4 separate regions of the Homo sapiens genome follow, and regions 1, 3 and 4 are each linked to region 2. A link is a contact called in ENCODE Hi-C or POLR2A ChIA-PET data. All regions are on one chromosome and are shown on one strand. Each heading gives the region's core, a stretch centred on a gene start or an enhancer-like site at or near the end of the contact. The rest is flanking DNA. Distances are from core to core; before and after follow the strand shown. Region 1 overlaps MN1 (MN1 proto-oncogene, transcriptional regulator). Region 2 has its middle 110 kb from the start of LINC02554. Region 3 holds the start of CPMER (cytoplasmic mesoderm regulator). Region 4 overlaps MN1 (MN1 proto-oncogene, transcriptional regulator).

Region 1 (3,319 bases), core at 164-2,663, 330 kb after region 2:
GTAGTTAAGCCGCTTGCCCAAGGTCCATGGCTGTAAGGGGAGGAAGCAGCATGCGCCCCAGGACAGCGTGACTCCAGACCGCCATCGGCTGCCCTGTGGTAAGATTATGGTGCTGATGCTGACGCTTTATGCACATGAAGCCCTTCCTACATGTTGTGTCCAGTGCATTGTCTCCGATAACAACCCCACGAGCTAGACCCCTTTCAAAGATGAGGAAAAGGTGGAGCTGAGAAGCTGCATAACTTGCAGGAGATTCCCAGGCTTACTAGGATCTGAAACTGAACACTAGAACCCAGAAGCATAAGCATCACCCTACACAGCCACTGGGGGGGGCACTTCCGTTGCCCCCTCCCTCCTACATGAGTCAGATACAGGGTTCTTGGCCCCCAAAGGATCTTTCCCCCAAGGAGACATTGGGCAATGTTTAGATAGGTTTTTTTTTTTTTTTTTTTTTGGCATCTAGTGGGTGGAGGCCAGGAATGCCGTTCAACCTCCTCAAATGCCTAGTTGCCCCCCTTACACTCCAGCAAAGAATTAACAGGCCCAAAATGTCAATAGTGCCAAGGTTGAGAAATACTGAAATGACCCAACTTAGAACATCAACACACACACAGACACACACACACAGACACACCCACTACAGCATCCAAACCTACACCCCTACGTCCCATAGAATCTGAAGAGACTGATGTAAAAAGGGGATAGAGTTGGGAGGAAACAAAGAAAGCGAGCCCCACCCACAAATATACCACAGTCACCATTAACGTCATATTTATTGTTATTTAACTGCTCAGGAAAACATATACAGGTATATACAATATGCAGGAATACAGAAGACTGCACTTTACATATTTTTTTAAAAAAGAAAGAAAAAAATAACACTCAATTTCATGAGCTATTGTCACAGTCTTCCAACCAAGCATTTCAGAAATGAATTTCTTTTAAGAGTCAAAAAAGATTACAGGATTGCCTAACACACAGCAGAGTTAAGTTTTCATATTTTACATGTGCAATAACATTTTCGTTTTCTTTCCCAAAGAGTTTGCTATGCAGTACTGATTACCAGTGTTCGGAGTCTAGTGTGTAGGGTGTGTTTTTCATTTACTTTTATTCTTTCCATTAAACCAAATTTAATGAAATAACATCCTTTTGCTTAAGGCTATTTTTAAAGCTGTTTCATTCTGGGGTCGTGGGGAGCGAGAAAGTTTTTAAAACTTCAGGGGTTTCTGAGGTTGCCAGGACCATGAGCTAATTGGCAAAGTGTTGATGACTCAACGCTGGGAAAGTCAAAGACAGAAGTTAAGACACTTTGCTCCCCGGCCTTAAGCAATTAAGGAGAAATCATTCCTGTTTCAAAAGTAAAATGATGAGGCTCTCAAACAGCTGTACACTGCAGAATCAGAGGGGTCATGGAGTCTTGCCCAGAATACGGTCAACTCTCCCACAGCCCATGGTGGGGGGAAATTCCCTTCCCTTTCCATTCCTTTTGTAGCAGAACGCAGGAACTGCCTCGGCTCACACCTTTCTCGCTGATCAATTCATGCCACCTGCTTTGTCTGCCCTCTGAAGGCGGGGTTTGCTCCTCGTCAAGACTGCCCAGGCGAGAACCGCAGACTCAGACCCCAGCCAAAAGGACCGGCAGAAGGAAAGAGGGGAGAAGGGAGGGGAAAGAGTGAGGTTTTTCTGAAAGCTCCTCTCCCTTCGCTGAAAAGTTCTTTGAAATAAACAACGTGGGTGTTGTATGGTGAGCCCAGAGCCTTCAGGTCACTTGCTTTAGAAAGCCCAGATCTGCAAACTCTGAGGACCTGGAGGGGGTGGGGGAGCTCAAAGTGGAGCGTTTTAGTAAGACACGCTCGTTAACAAAAACTGAAATTAAATAGATAACCATCACGGTTATATATTTGGGTGAAGTGATATCAGTTACTTCCTGTCTAACCCACCGGGGAATCTATGTGCCCCCCACCACAAGCCATAAATGGCTTTTGCAGGCATCAGCAGCACCCAAAGTTGCCTGCCCCTGCCAACCACCACTCATCTCTGCTCAGAGCAGTTATTCCTTTGTGAGATGCTTGGGACATGGCTCTAGTTTTGCAACAGGGTGAGATTCCAAAAAAATGTTGGGGAGGGGGCAGAGGAATTCCAGAGTTCAAAACTAAAAGGCGCAGGAATCAAAGTCATTTCATTCTATTCTCTTTCTCTGTCCTCTAGCCCTCAGGAGTCTGCAGATCCCTGCAAAGGCTCAGAGAAGGCTGAGCAGGCTGAGCAAGAGGGTGCCTCATCCCTCCCAGGGGTGGGGTTGCCCAGGCTGGACTGGGGATGGAATGGGAGAGGTGGAGGAGATACACGCAGTCCCCTCCTTCTTCCCTGGGATGCCCGGCCAGGAACAGCTTTCAGAAAAGGGAAAGGGCTGAGAACAGCCTCCTCCAACTCCAGCACCCAAGGCACGGGCAGCAGCCTTGCTCCAAAGACTGCAGGCTGGGAGCACACCATCCCCCATGCAGACCAAAGGCTGCTTAGCACAGCGTGAAAATGCAGGGCCTGGGCATTTGCGAGGAGGCCCAGAAAAGGAGAGAAAACACTGCTGTCGAACATTCCAACTCCTTCCCACAGAGCAGAGCTGGACACGTCCTCACGTCCATCGCAGAGAGGGGCGGCTTCCAGCAGGAGAAGAGAGAACTCAAGTGGAAGGGAACTGAAGGCTGAGCACTGTGTTTGCAGGAATGAAAATATATTTTCTTAGGGAACAGACAAAACAAAATCCCAGGCGGAATACCTAAGAGGGGCATTCATTGTTTGGCTCCTGCCTGACTGATGACACTGGGGTGTCAATATATAACATTGTGATGACAATTGGACTTTCACCCGGCAATATTCCAGAACTACTATTCTCCAGGATTTCCATTTTAATAAGCAGTGAACAAAGCAAAAAGAAAATAAAAGGGGAGGGGGTAAGAAAAGGAAAAAGAATAAAAAAGAAAGCAACTCTTGTCTTATTATGAAATAACAATACTTGGACATACAGCAGCATGAAAACAAAACAAGGAAAGAGGTCATCTAAAAAATGTATGCCAAGATTACCGAAACATGGGGAGTATCTAGAGGAAAAAGGCTTAAGCAAAAGTTTGCTAACTGCAGAAGGGTTAACACTGGTAACATACTGTGGCAGACAAGTTTCTTTTTTAAAAAAACTTTTGAGGTTCCCCCCCTTTAAATTAACCCTTTCCGGTCCATATGCCACTAAGCAGGTACCAACCTAGAGAAAAAAAAAAAACTCATCCACTCAGCAATAGTGGCCCTTTCAAATTAACAGAGGGGTGGG
Region 2 (3,127 bases), core at 347-2,846:
ATAATAATATGAGCTAGGAAACCAAGCAGTTCTTACCTGCTCCATGCACTTTACATGTATTCCTTCATTTAACCCTTGCAAACTTAGCATAGTGGCTGGCACACAGTAAAAGCTCAATAAATGTTTGCTGAATATATGAATGAATGAATCAATGAACAAGGCGAGTCTCTTTACTCTGGCCCAGTGCTGGGATTCAGACAGACCCGGGCTCAAATTCTTGCACTGCCACTTACCAATCGGTTCCCTTGGTCAAGTCACTTCCCTTCTTGGAGATTTTAGTTTTCCTGTCGATAAAGTAGGCGTGATGATATCTTCCTATCAGGTTGATGTGAGATTTCAATGAAGCTCCGCATACAAAATGCTTGCATGACACCTAGGGTGGCCCAGAGTAGAAACAAAAGGTTTTTGTTATTGCTATTGTTGTGGATGATGTCATTGTCTCCATCTGTCCACTCGGCTTGCAGTTATGGGTCAGGAATTCAGAGACCAGAGGTCACACATTGGTGATCTGGAGACCTTGTCCAGCTCCCAGATGTATTTTGTTTGGCTAATACAGCACTTCATTGATTTTTTTAAAAAAATCTAATTAGTTGCCAATATTTAGAGATGGGGAGATTTCGCGTAAAATACACTTTGGGGTCTCTCTTGGAATTTCAGATGTTTGGACCACATGAGAATTATATTCACCCAGAGCAGCTGGGCTTTGCTAGAGCTGAGAAGAACCCACTCCCTTATTTATTTATTTAGTTATTTATTTATTATTTTTTGAGACAGAGTCTCACTCTGTTACCCAGGCTGGAGTGCAGTGGCATAATCTTGGCTCACTGCAACTTCCACCTCCTGGGTTCAAGCAATTCTCCTGCCTCAGCTTCCAGAGTAGCTGGGATTACTGTCGTGTGACACCACACCCGGCTAATATTTGTATTTTTAGTAGAGATGGGTTTCACTATGTTGCCCAAGCTGGTCTTGAACTCTTGGACTCAAGTGATCCTCCTGCCTTAGCCTCCCAAAGTGCTGAAATTACAGGCACCCGCCCCTTTAGAAAGGGTATGAGCTCCCATTCTGCCCCAGTCCCCGCCGCTCCCTGTTGCCTCACTCTTGGCCAGCTCCATTCATTTACGTAGTTTGCCTACCACTGGAGTATTTTCCATCTGGAAGCCCTGCTCTAGATTTTCTCTTCCATGAGATCCACCAAGAAAGCTCCAAGTCACAGTTAGCCAAATGGAGTTAAACAAGAAGAAGAAAAACACACACCTCACAGTGATGGTGTGGCCACTTCTCCCAATTTCACAGCCTGGGCCCAGAATGGAGTCGGCACATCCCCTTCAAAGCTCCATCATTCTGAGGATGCTGAATGCCACTTTCCCACCCATGCCCACTGGGGAAGCCCACAGAAAGCCCCCTAAATAGCCCTGATCCCTCCAGGAAAGGGGAGGGCACACCGAGAAAATGGCTCCCATCTGACCAGCCTGGGCACAGCTTCTTGACTCTAATTGGGGATGTGGTAATTAGATGATGGCAAAGTACACCCCAGGCTCAGCTTTCAGCCCCAGGTCCCACCAACAGGCCATCCCACTTGGAAAGTTTGCCTGACATTCCTGAGCCGGGCCGCCTTGCCAAAGAAAACTCAAGCGAGGCTTGTCTTGGCATGGACTCAACCCCTAGCCTCAGCAGGAAAACCAAAAACATTTACACAGCTGGGCCTGCGACGCCCGCTTCCCTCAAGAGTTTGTCAGGGCTTGGATGGCTCGGTAGACTCGGGGGGCACTTCTGAAGGGGACTGTGTTCCCGAGCACGGCCAGGCATCGCCAGCCAGACAGAAAACACCACGGCCACCCCCGGGAGGTGGGAAAGAAGACGCAAGAAAACACGCTCTGGGGAGCCGGAGAGGGGCTACCTGGGGACTGGGTTTTCATCTATTCGTTGATCACTGCACGCCTCCCCCCTCCAGCTGCAACCACATCTGCACGGGTCGTCCTGGCCAGCTCACCACCCGACCTGTGCGTGTTGGCCAAAAAACAATCCAAAGAAGCTGCTTATGGCACGCGGAGCGCCTGGGGCCCCATGCTGACAGCTCTAAAGGACCGCCTCTTCACCGCTCTCTCTTTGCACTCAACTTCCCCATCTCTTTTCCTGGCCGCCTTTCCATGGCATTCTCCGAAGCTCTTCACATTCTCTGTCCTGGGGGCACCCCAATGAGGCCCATTTGGCCTCCTGGTTCTGAATGTCAGGGACTATGAACAGGAAGTCCTGGAGCCAGTGGTTCAAAGCCAGGAGCTCAAACACATTGGTGAACACACTGGGGGTTGCCAAATTATCTGCTAAGTCCCTCGTGAATCCCTCTGGTCCCTCCATCCCAGTGGTCCCCACTGCAGTCCAGGCCACCATCGGTGCAGTGGTGACTGCAGCAGCCTCCTCTCAAACCCTCCCACCTCCACTCCTGCCCTCAGAGTCCATTCTCTGAGCTAAGGATAGCACAACCTTTATTATTCTCTCAATTATAAAACATTTAAAAACTACAGCAAAATGCAGAAAATATGACTTTGCATAATTGAATGATTCACTATCAAGCAAATACCCATGTAACCACCAGCCAGCGCAAGAAACAACCTAAAGCACTTTCTCTTTTTTCTTTTTCTTTTTTCTTTTTTTTTTTTTTTTGAGGCGGGGTCTCGCTCTCTTGCCCAGGCTGGAGTGTAGTGGCACGATCTCTGCTCACTGCAAACTCCAGCTCCCAGGTTCAAGCAATTCTCCTGCCTCAGCCTCCCAAGTAGCTGAGATTACAGGCGTCCACCACCATGCCCAGCTAATTTTTGTATTTTTAGTAGGGAAGTGGTTTCACCATGTTGGTCAGGCTGGTCTCAAACTCCTGACCTCAAGTGATCTGCCTGCCTCAGCCTCCCAAAGTGCTGGGATTACAGGCGTGAGCCACCGCGCCCAGCCAGAAGCACTTTCTTGACTCTCTTCGATTCTACTCCCTCCCTCCCCACAATATTTCATGACTATCCTGACTTTTGTGGTCATGATTTCCTTGCGTTTTCTTCAGACCTAAAAACAACATAGTTTAGCCTTGTCTGTTTTGGGGTTTTATGTAAAGGGAATAGTCATAGTAATCATATTATTATTA
Region 3 (3,524 bases), core at 923-3,422, 290 kb after region 2:
CTGGCACGTAAGTAAAGGCTATACAAATGGTAGCTATAATTAGCAGAATAGGATATGGCACACAATAGGTACTTGGTGGTGTTAGTGCCTGCCTTCTTTCATTCCCCTGCCCCTGGAAACATTGTAGCCTTACTGCCATCCCTTTTTCTGTCCATTATAGATGCTTCCTGAAGGATTGTGGGGCACGTTCAGGGCATGGGAAAAATGTGTTAATGGTAGAATGTCTGTCAGAGCATTTTCCTATCAAGCTGTTCTTCTTCCCCACAGAAGATGCTTAAGGAATAAGACAGATGCCAAAAATAATGAGGCCAAGAGCTGTCGTGGTCCTTGCCTAGCAAATTCACAGCTTCAAGCCATTCAGGCCCTGGGGCAGCCATAGAGAGGGAAGGAGTAGAGAGCCCTCGGGGGTCTTCGGGGGCTGGGCACCTCTCTGCATTAGGCTAACAGTGGGGCCTGGGGTTTCAGAGCTGAGGGCAAGTTCCCATCAGCAAGGCTGTGAGAGCATTTAGTGAATGCCTACTGGATGCTAGGCCTGTGCACTAGTGAATAATAATAAATGAGGAAGCTAGATCAGAGGGAGAAGACCTACACTTAGTAGGTGGTTTTTAACTGCTTATTGGTTGAATGAGTGGACCTTCAGAGATCCGATCCATGGATAGCCTTCACGCCCCAAATGGCCAGGTCAGTATGGGCAGGGGAGGCACTAACCTGGCTGAACATGGGGAGGGAGCAGAGAAGGCTCATGAACTGAGTTGAGCCTTAAAGAATGAGGTCTTAGCAACGAGAAATCCTGTGTGAAGGGGTGGAGAGAAATTCCTGGGAGGAGCAAAGGAGCAACATGCCTCCAGAATACACAGGGAAGAGGGGAGGCTCCAAGCGCAGCAGGGACCTTACAGATCATGCTAAAGAGCTCAGGCTTTGGAGTGGAGCATGGGGGAGCTATGGGAGGGCTTTGAGCAAGGGAGTGGCCTGATTTAGATTTGGGCTTAAGAAAAACCTCTCTAGCCACTATCAGATAGCTTAGAAGGAGAAATCCCGGAGGATGTTAGCATCAATCAGGTGAGTGATACTGGGGGCTGAGACTGATGCCAGAGATTTCAGAAGCAAAATCAAAAAGCTTGGCAGCTTTTGGAGTCAGATGGAAGGCAGCGTGGAGAAGGGGGCCCAGGGAAAGAAATAGGAAGCTCAAGTTCAAGGCCTGGCCTTCTGGGGCTGGGGTGCAGTTTCCTCTTCGGAAAATGGGACTTCATAATGTCTGCCCTGCTAAACTCAGAGAGTTGGCATGAAAAGCAAGTGATAGGATGACTGGGAAAATGCCTTGAATTGTATACAGCAGGGTCGGCAAAGGTTCCCTGTAAAGAGCCAGACAGTAACTACTTTAGGCTTTGTGAGCCATAAGTTCTCTGTCCCTCCTACCACTCAACTCTGCACCACAGACCATACATAAACACGTGGGTGTGGCCGTATTCCAATCAAACTTTATTAGCCCGGGGGTTGTGGTTTGCCAACCCGATTTAAGGCGATATGCAAATACCACCACTTTCTTCTGAGCACTCCTGATATCTCTTCTCTCTTGGCCCTGATTTCTTCCTATTTGTTCTGTCTCCAAAGATCACAGCCCAGAGAAAAAGAAAGTACACTTGGCCCTCCATATATGTGGGTTCCACATCCATGGACTCAACAAACCAGAGTGAAAATATTTGGAAAAAATAAAATGGATGGTTGTGCCTGTACTGAACATGACTTTTTTCCTTGTCATTATTCCCTAAACAATACAGTATAACAACTCTTCACATAGCATTTACATTGTATTGGTATTATAACTAGTTTAGAAATGATTTAAAGTATGTGGGAGGATATGCGTAGGTTATATGCAGATAATACTCCCTTTGTATATAAAGGACTTGAGCATCTGTGGATTTTCATACCCATGTGGTATCCTGGCACAAATTCCCCCTGGATGCTGAGGGATGACTCTACTTCTCCCTAGGTACTCATTGTATAAATGAGGAAACTAGATGAGAGTGAGAAGACCTACACTTAGTAGGTGGTTTTTAACTACTTATTGGTTGAATGAATGTACCTTAGGAGATCCAATCCATGAATAGCATTCATGCCCCAAATGGCCAATCTTATATTCGTGGCAGACATCACAAATCAATCCCAGCATGCTTCTCCGTGGAGCATTGATTCGGCTTCTAAATTCTCAAGTCAACGTTCCAAGTAGTCACCTTCTATTGAGATCAGCACATAAGAAGAAATGCAAACTAGTTCAACCCTTCTATTTTGTAGATGAGGAAATGGAGGCAAAATAAGGTGTCATGGGGGGTCTGGGTGGACCAGCTGGTGCCCTCTGGCTGCCTGTTTCATCCAGCCTGTCCAGAAGCTCCAGAGAAGCCCTCGTCCAGCTGGGAAGGCAGGGGGTGCCAGAGAGAAGCACAGCTGGACAGCTGGCATGGGCTCATCCCAGCGCCTCCCTGCCCAGCCACACTGCGATCGGCTCTGGCGGTGTCCCTTCTGTCCCCCACCCGCCTGCTCCCCACAGCTGCTCTTTTGAAAGCCCTGCATGGGAAGCTGTTGATGCGTCTCTCTGTTCCCTTTTCAGACCATTGTCCCCTCGCTGGCGCCAGCCGTGTTCTTCTCTTGGCTGCTTAATTAACAGTATTATTAAAGCCTAGAGGAAAGAGTCACCCAGATCCTCCCTCAAAGCCACTCATGCTTGGGAAGAGGAGCTGCAGGCAGACAGGAAGCAGGGGCTGGTGCCAGGAGATGCCCCCTCCCCGCCTCCAGGGCCCTTCACTTGCCAATGCCCAGTCGAACCACTTTTCCCCACCTTCCTGGGGCAGCCATTGAGGGCCTGGGAGGGAAGAGGCAGGGAGGAGGTGACTTGCAGCAAGCTTGTCTGGAAATACCCAGATCTGGTTGATAAACCCTGCTCTCAGCAATGGGTGCCAGTCTTCGGGGAGAGGAGCTAGTCCCCCAGCCCTGGGATCAGCTCAGAACTCAACAGTCACATCCTCACTACCTCCATGCAGAGAAGAAGCAGAAGCAGTAGCGGGAAAACATGTCCAGTAGCTGTGTGACCTTGGGCCAAACCATCGCTGTCTCTGTGCTCAATTTCTCCTGTGTAAAAAGTGCTTCTAATGCACCTAGTCCGGTGCTAAGCACTTCATGTGCATTATCTTACCTATTCCTTGTTCCAGTAATCTACTGCTGTATTACAGATTACCCCAAAACATGGTGCCTTAAAGCAACAACAATCATAATCTGTAATTTATGCAGGGTGCAGCGGGATAGCTCATCTCAGCTCCACATGGCATCAGCTGAGACAACTTAACTGTGGGGCAGAGAACCCACCTCCAAAATAGCTCACTCACATGATTGGCAAATTGGTTTTAGCTGTTAGCTGGGAGCTCAGCAGGAGCTATCCACTGGGGGCATGGGGGTGGGTCTCCATTCCTCTCCATGGGCTTCTTGGGCTTCCTCACAACATGGCAGCCAGGTTCTGGGAAGGAGTAACTTAG
Region 4 (3,336 bases), core at 145-2,644, 360 kb after region 2:
TCCTGCTGGTCTGCCTGAAGTCAGCCTTCTAAGAAGTTCTGAATTTCCATTCCTCCCAAAATGGCCACAGAGGCCTTGGCAGAGAGCCGGCCCCTGAGAACTGCCCCTCAGAGGGTACTCGGGAGCTGGAAGCAGCCCCTTTCCCAGAAGTCGTATAAAGGGGAGCAGGACTGGGGACCCTGGATCTCCCCTGCAGTCATACAGAAGCCAGGAGCAGGGGATGCACCTAGGGGATCACAGGCACTCCCAGGGAGCAGGGAACTGAGCCTCCTCCCAGGCCAGGCCAGGCCTGAGTGCACACGGCTCAGATTTCAGGACCAGTTTCTCTGTTTGTTGAAACCGCCAAACACCCCCATATCCACCCAAAATGTGGGCAAACCCAGCCTTTCTCTCTATTTCAGCCTCAATGTGGATGGACTGTCAAAAAACACAACCGCCATTACCATCCGCTACACAATCTAATGTCAAAAATCTCAGACGCAGAGGAGGGAAGGTAGGGGCCTGCTGAGAACTAGGACACCAGTTTTTGCAGGCTTAAAAACAGATCAATTTTACTCTAAAGTTTAAAATGAAACATGCTCTTGTTTGGGGAAAGAATTTCATTAGGGGGAAAATATAATATAAAAATACCCATTTAGAAAGAATGTGCTATTAATTCTTAGCACTCTATGCAGAGGGGAAAATTGCATTTTTATCTAAATGGTTTTTCTGCATAAGCCATTTACAATATTCTTTGCCTGTCTGTAATAGGCCCTGCTACCATTAGTACTGGGACAACCAGGCTGAGGGCTGAAATCGCCCTCAAACACATTTAATACATAACCTCTGAAAATCTATTCCAACAGGGACCTTAGCGAACAGGCCGGCATTCCTTTTTTTAAGGAAGAAATAAATACTGCTGGGTTGTGGGTCGGGGGGAGTTGGGGAGTGGTGTGCTGATGCCGAAGGAAGGGACAAGATGGTTTAAGTTAAAAACAAATGGTATGAGTCCCTTTAGCCAGATGTAAAATTGCAATCGTTTTTTGGTTGGACGATTGCAACTATTTGATCGCCGGCATCTATATAGATGTGCGTGCTGGCATCCGCCACACACACACACACACACACACACACACACACACACACACGGGTTTCCATCAAACAAGCAAACAAGGAAAGGATGAAATTTGGGATATGAAAACAAACTATTTTTAAACGCTAAAGCAAACACACCAAGATAGTAATACTGCTATTTTCCCATTAAACCAAGTTTGTCTCAATTTGAAAAGCGAGAATAATCTAAACAATACTTCCAAACAAACTGCTCGGAGTCTGGGTGTTGTGGCCTCCGCCGTTCCTAACAACGGAAAAACCCCCTCTGTCGAGAAGCAAAAACACAGGCAGGGATGGGGCCGGCCGCTTCTCCACGTCCGGCCACGTCGCACCAAAGGAGTCCTCCCCCACATCTTACGCCTGGACGCCAAGACGTCTCAAACTTAAAAATGCAATACTTTTTCTTTTTTCCAAAAAGTTTTTTTAAAGTCTTCCAGCTCTTTCTCTCTTCGATTCCCAAAATAACTACTTACTTAATACCAAATGTTGGGGAACTAAATTAGTTCATTAAGGAAATGCAGGGGCCGTGATGGGCACCGAGCGTGGGGGCTCTTGCAACTTCGCTGCCATAAGCCAGAACGCCTCTGGCTGCTCTCTTCCGGCTTTACCTAGCCCATAAATTCTTCCTTTAAAACCAGGAGTCTAGAAATGTCATAATTATAGCTGATACAGGTAACAGGTGTGCCCCCCCCCCATGGCCCCTCCCAGCCCCACCACGGCCATCCAGACAAGCCTCTGGAAGATTTAGTGGTCTTGCCTGGGGTGTCGTAATTACCGGAAACGACTCCAGTTTTAAGGGTTAGATAAAGACCCTCTCCAAATTTAAGGCCAGACACCAATGTCCATTAGACTTTAACGGGCCCACATAAAAAAAGAAATTGTATCCTCATCTCTCCAAATGCCTGTTTCCTCAGCGCCTTCAGTTCATTTCAGGCTGGCTCAGCGCCGCAAAGACTCCGTCTGGCCCTCACTCTGCAAAGGCAAGGCCTTGGTGGGAACCGACGAGATGAGCGAGGAATTAAGCAAATGGTGGGGGGTGCCGAAAACACCATTTCTCAAAAACTGTTATGGCCGAACCCTGGCATTTTGATGGTTGTTTTTTGAGTGGAATTTTAGCCCATCTTCTGAAGGCAGAGAGACAGGAAGGCTGTGGGGAGCCCAGAGAGGAAGAGGGGGGCCCCCCAAAGAAGCCAGGCTGAAGTGCTCGCACCATCAAAATGACACATGCTCCCCTTTACAGACTCAGTGTTAGGAAAGGCCAAAGCTGAGGGCTGTTTTGCTTTGTTATTCCTTTTCTCAGCTTCCGAGACTTATGCATACTTTTTCTTCCTTCTTTGGAAGTCAAACGATGCATTTCTTAAAAGTTAAACACACACACACACACACACACACATCCTCCTACCACCACCACCACCATGTGTCAAGGAAGCAGCATAAAAGGTACTGCAAAGAGGTTGAAGATTCCCAACTGTCCACCCATGTGCAGAGACCTCTGGCCCACACGAGTGCTCAACTCCCAGTCAATTAAGAATTAATGCTGGGAAACTCTCAGGGTCGGAGAACCAAGGCACCAGAAGGAAGCCCGTGTTCTTTGGCCGTCTCCAAGGTTCTGGGAGGCTGGGTTTGCTCAACGACTGGGCTTTTTCTCCCTCCTCCTGGACGAGTGATGGTGAAAGGCGCCACTCGCCTCCTCTTCCTGTCCTGAGGAGGTGGTGGGAACCTAGACTACTGGTGGCCATTATTCTATGCCAGGCAATCCGGGCCCATTAATGCCCGTGCGCACACACACACACACACACACACTTCTAATCCCAGCAAAATGCTTCACAGGCGCTGAGCACAAAATAAATGCTTATTAACTAAACTGACCCAAAATAGTGAAATGTACAAGTAAATTAATCATGCCTTTCCCGGAGGCCTAACAGGATTACAAATTCGGCAAAAATTGACCGCATGGAGATCAATACGCGTCTACTTCAAACTGAACGAGGCCAAAACTTTGCATGAGCTTCTTCTTGGGGGAGAAAATTATTTATTCATTTCTTATTAAGACTTCTCAGGCCTGTGTGGTATGTGTGCACGTGCACGTGCGTGTGTGCACGCAAGCAAAGCCCGGCAAAAGGCATTCAAAGCTTTCTGCCCAGACAATTTAGAAATAGTCATGGCATAAGGATCGTGAAATTGCTCCTGTTCTAAAAAGCCAAATTTTGATCTGCAGCCTCCCTTCCTTCAAATACTAAACAA

What was found. A loop is a pair of places that touch in the nucleus more often than their neighbours do. ChIA-PET counts read pairs that join two places held with the same protein, here RNA polymerase II (POLR2A). Pooled maps may share reads with other maps.
Region 1: a loop to region 2 is called in a map of chondrocyte, with 2.6 times the contacts of the local background. The contact joins two enhancer-like sites. A Hi-C loop is called at or near these places in 1 of 168 maps with a recorded cell type or tissue (chondrocyte) and 1 of 50 pooled maps. POLR2A ChIA-PET finds 5 or more read pairs at or near these places in 2 of 52 experiments (MCF 10A and WTC11).
Region 3: a map of mammary epithelial cell shows a loop between it and region 2 (3-fold over the local background). The contact joins the promoter of CPMER here to the enhancer-like site in region 2. A Hi-C loop is called at or near these places in 2 of 168 maps with a recorded cell type or tissue (chondrocyte and mammary epithelial cell). POLR2A ChIA-PET finds 5 or more read pairs at or near these places in 2 of 52 experiments (AG04449 and MCF 10A).
Region 4: a loop to region 2 is called in a pooled map, with 2.9 times the contacts of the local background. The contact joins two enhancer-like sites. A Hi-C loop is called at or near these places in 1 of 168 maps with a recorded cell type or tissue (cardiac septum) and 2 of 50 pooled maps. POLR2A ChIA-PET finds 5 or more read pairs at or near these places in 2 of 52 experiments (BJ and OCI-LY7).

Annotation. Positions count from the first base shown.
Region 1 is chr22:27,747,523-27,750,841 of GRCh38, forward strand. It overlaps MN1 (MN1 proto-oncogene, transcriptional regulator), which reads right to left. Exons shown (of 2, transcript NM_002430.3): 2 at 755-3,319. Among named protein-coding and RNA genes, the nearest start is that of CPMER, 34 kb to the left of the region's middle. RefSeq lists an enhancer at 1,931-2,801. Within about 2 kb of position 1,414, at least 7 of the 41 ENCODE cell types and tissues checked have a DNase peak (open chromatin) inside an H3K27ac peak, as active enhancers do.
Region 2 is chr22:27,419,240-27,422,366 of GRCh38, forward strand. No RefSeq gene overlaps it. Among named protein-coding and RNA genes, the nearest start is that of LINC02554, 110 kb to the left of the region's middle. Within about 2 kb of position 1,597, at least 18 of the 41 ENCODE cell types and tissues checked have a DNase peak (open chromatin) inside an H3K27ac peak, as active enhancers do; they include mammary epithelial cell, where a contact is called at or near this core.
Region 3 is chr22:27,712,798-27,716,321 of GRCh38, forward strand. It overlaps CPMER (cytoplasmic mesoderm regulator), which reads right to left and starts at 2,173. Exons shown (of 5, transcript NR_186699.1): 1 at 2,084-2,173.
Region 4 is chr22:27,783,971-27,787,306 of GRCh38, forward strand. The region is part of intron 1 of MN1 (MN1 proto-oncogene, transcriptional regulator); the gene reads right to left. Among named protein-coding and RNA genes, the nearest start is that of MN1, 16 kb to the right of the region's middle. RefSeq lists an enhancer at 1,427-1,954. Within about 2 kb of position 1,395, at least 4 of the 41 ENCODE cell types and tissues checked have a DNase peak (open chromatin) inside an H3K27ac peak, as active enhancers do.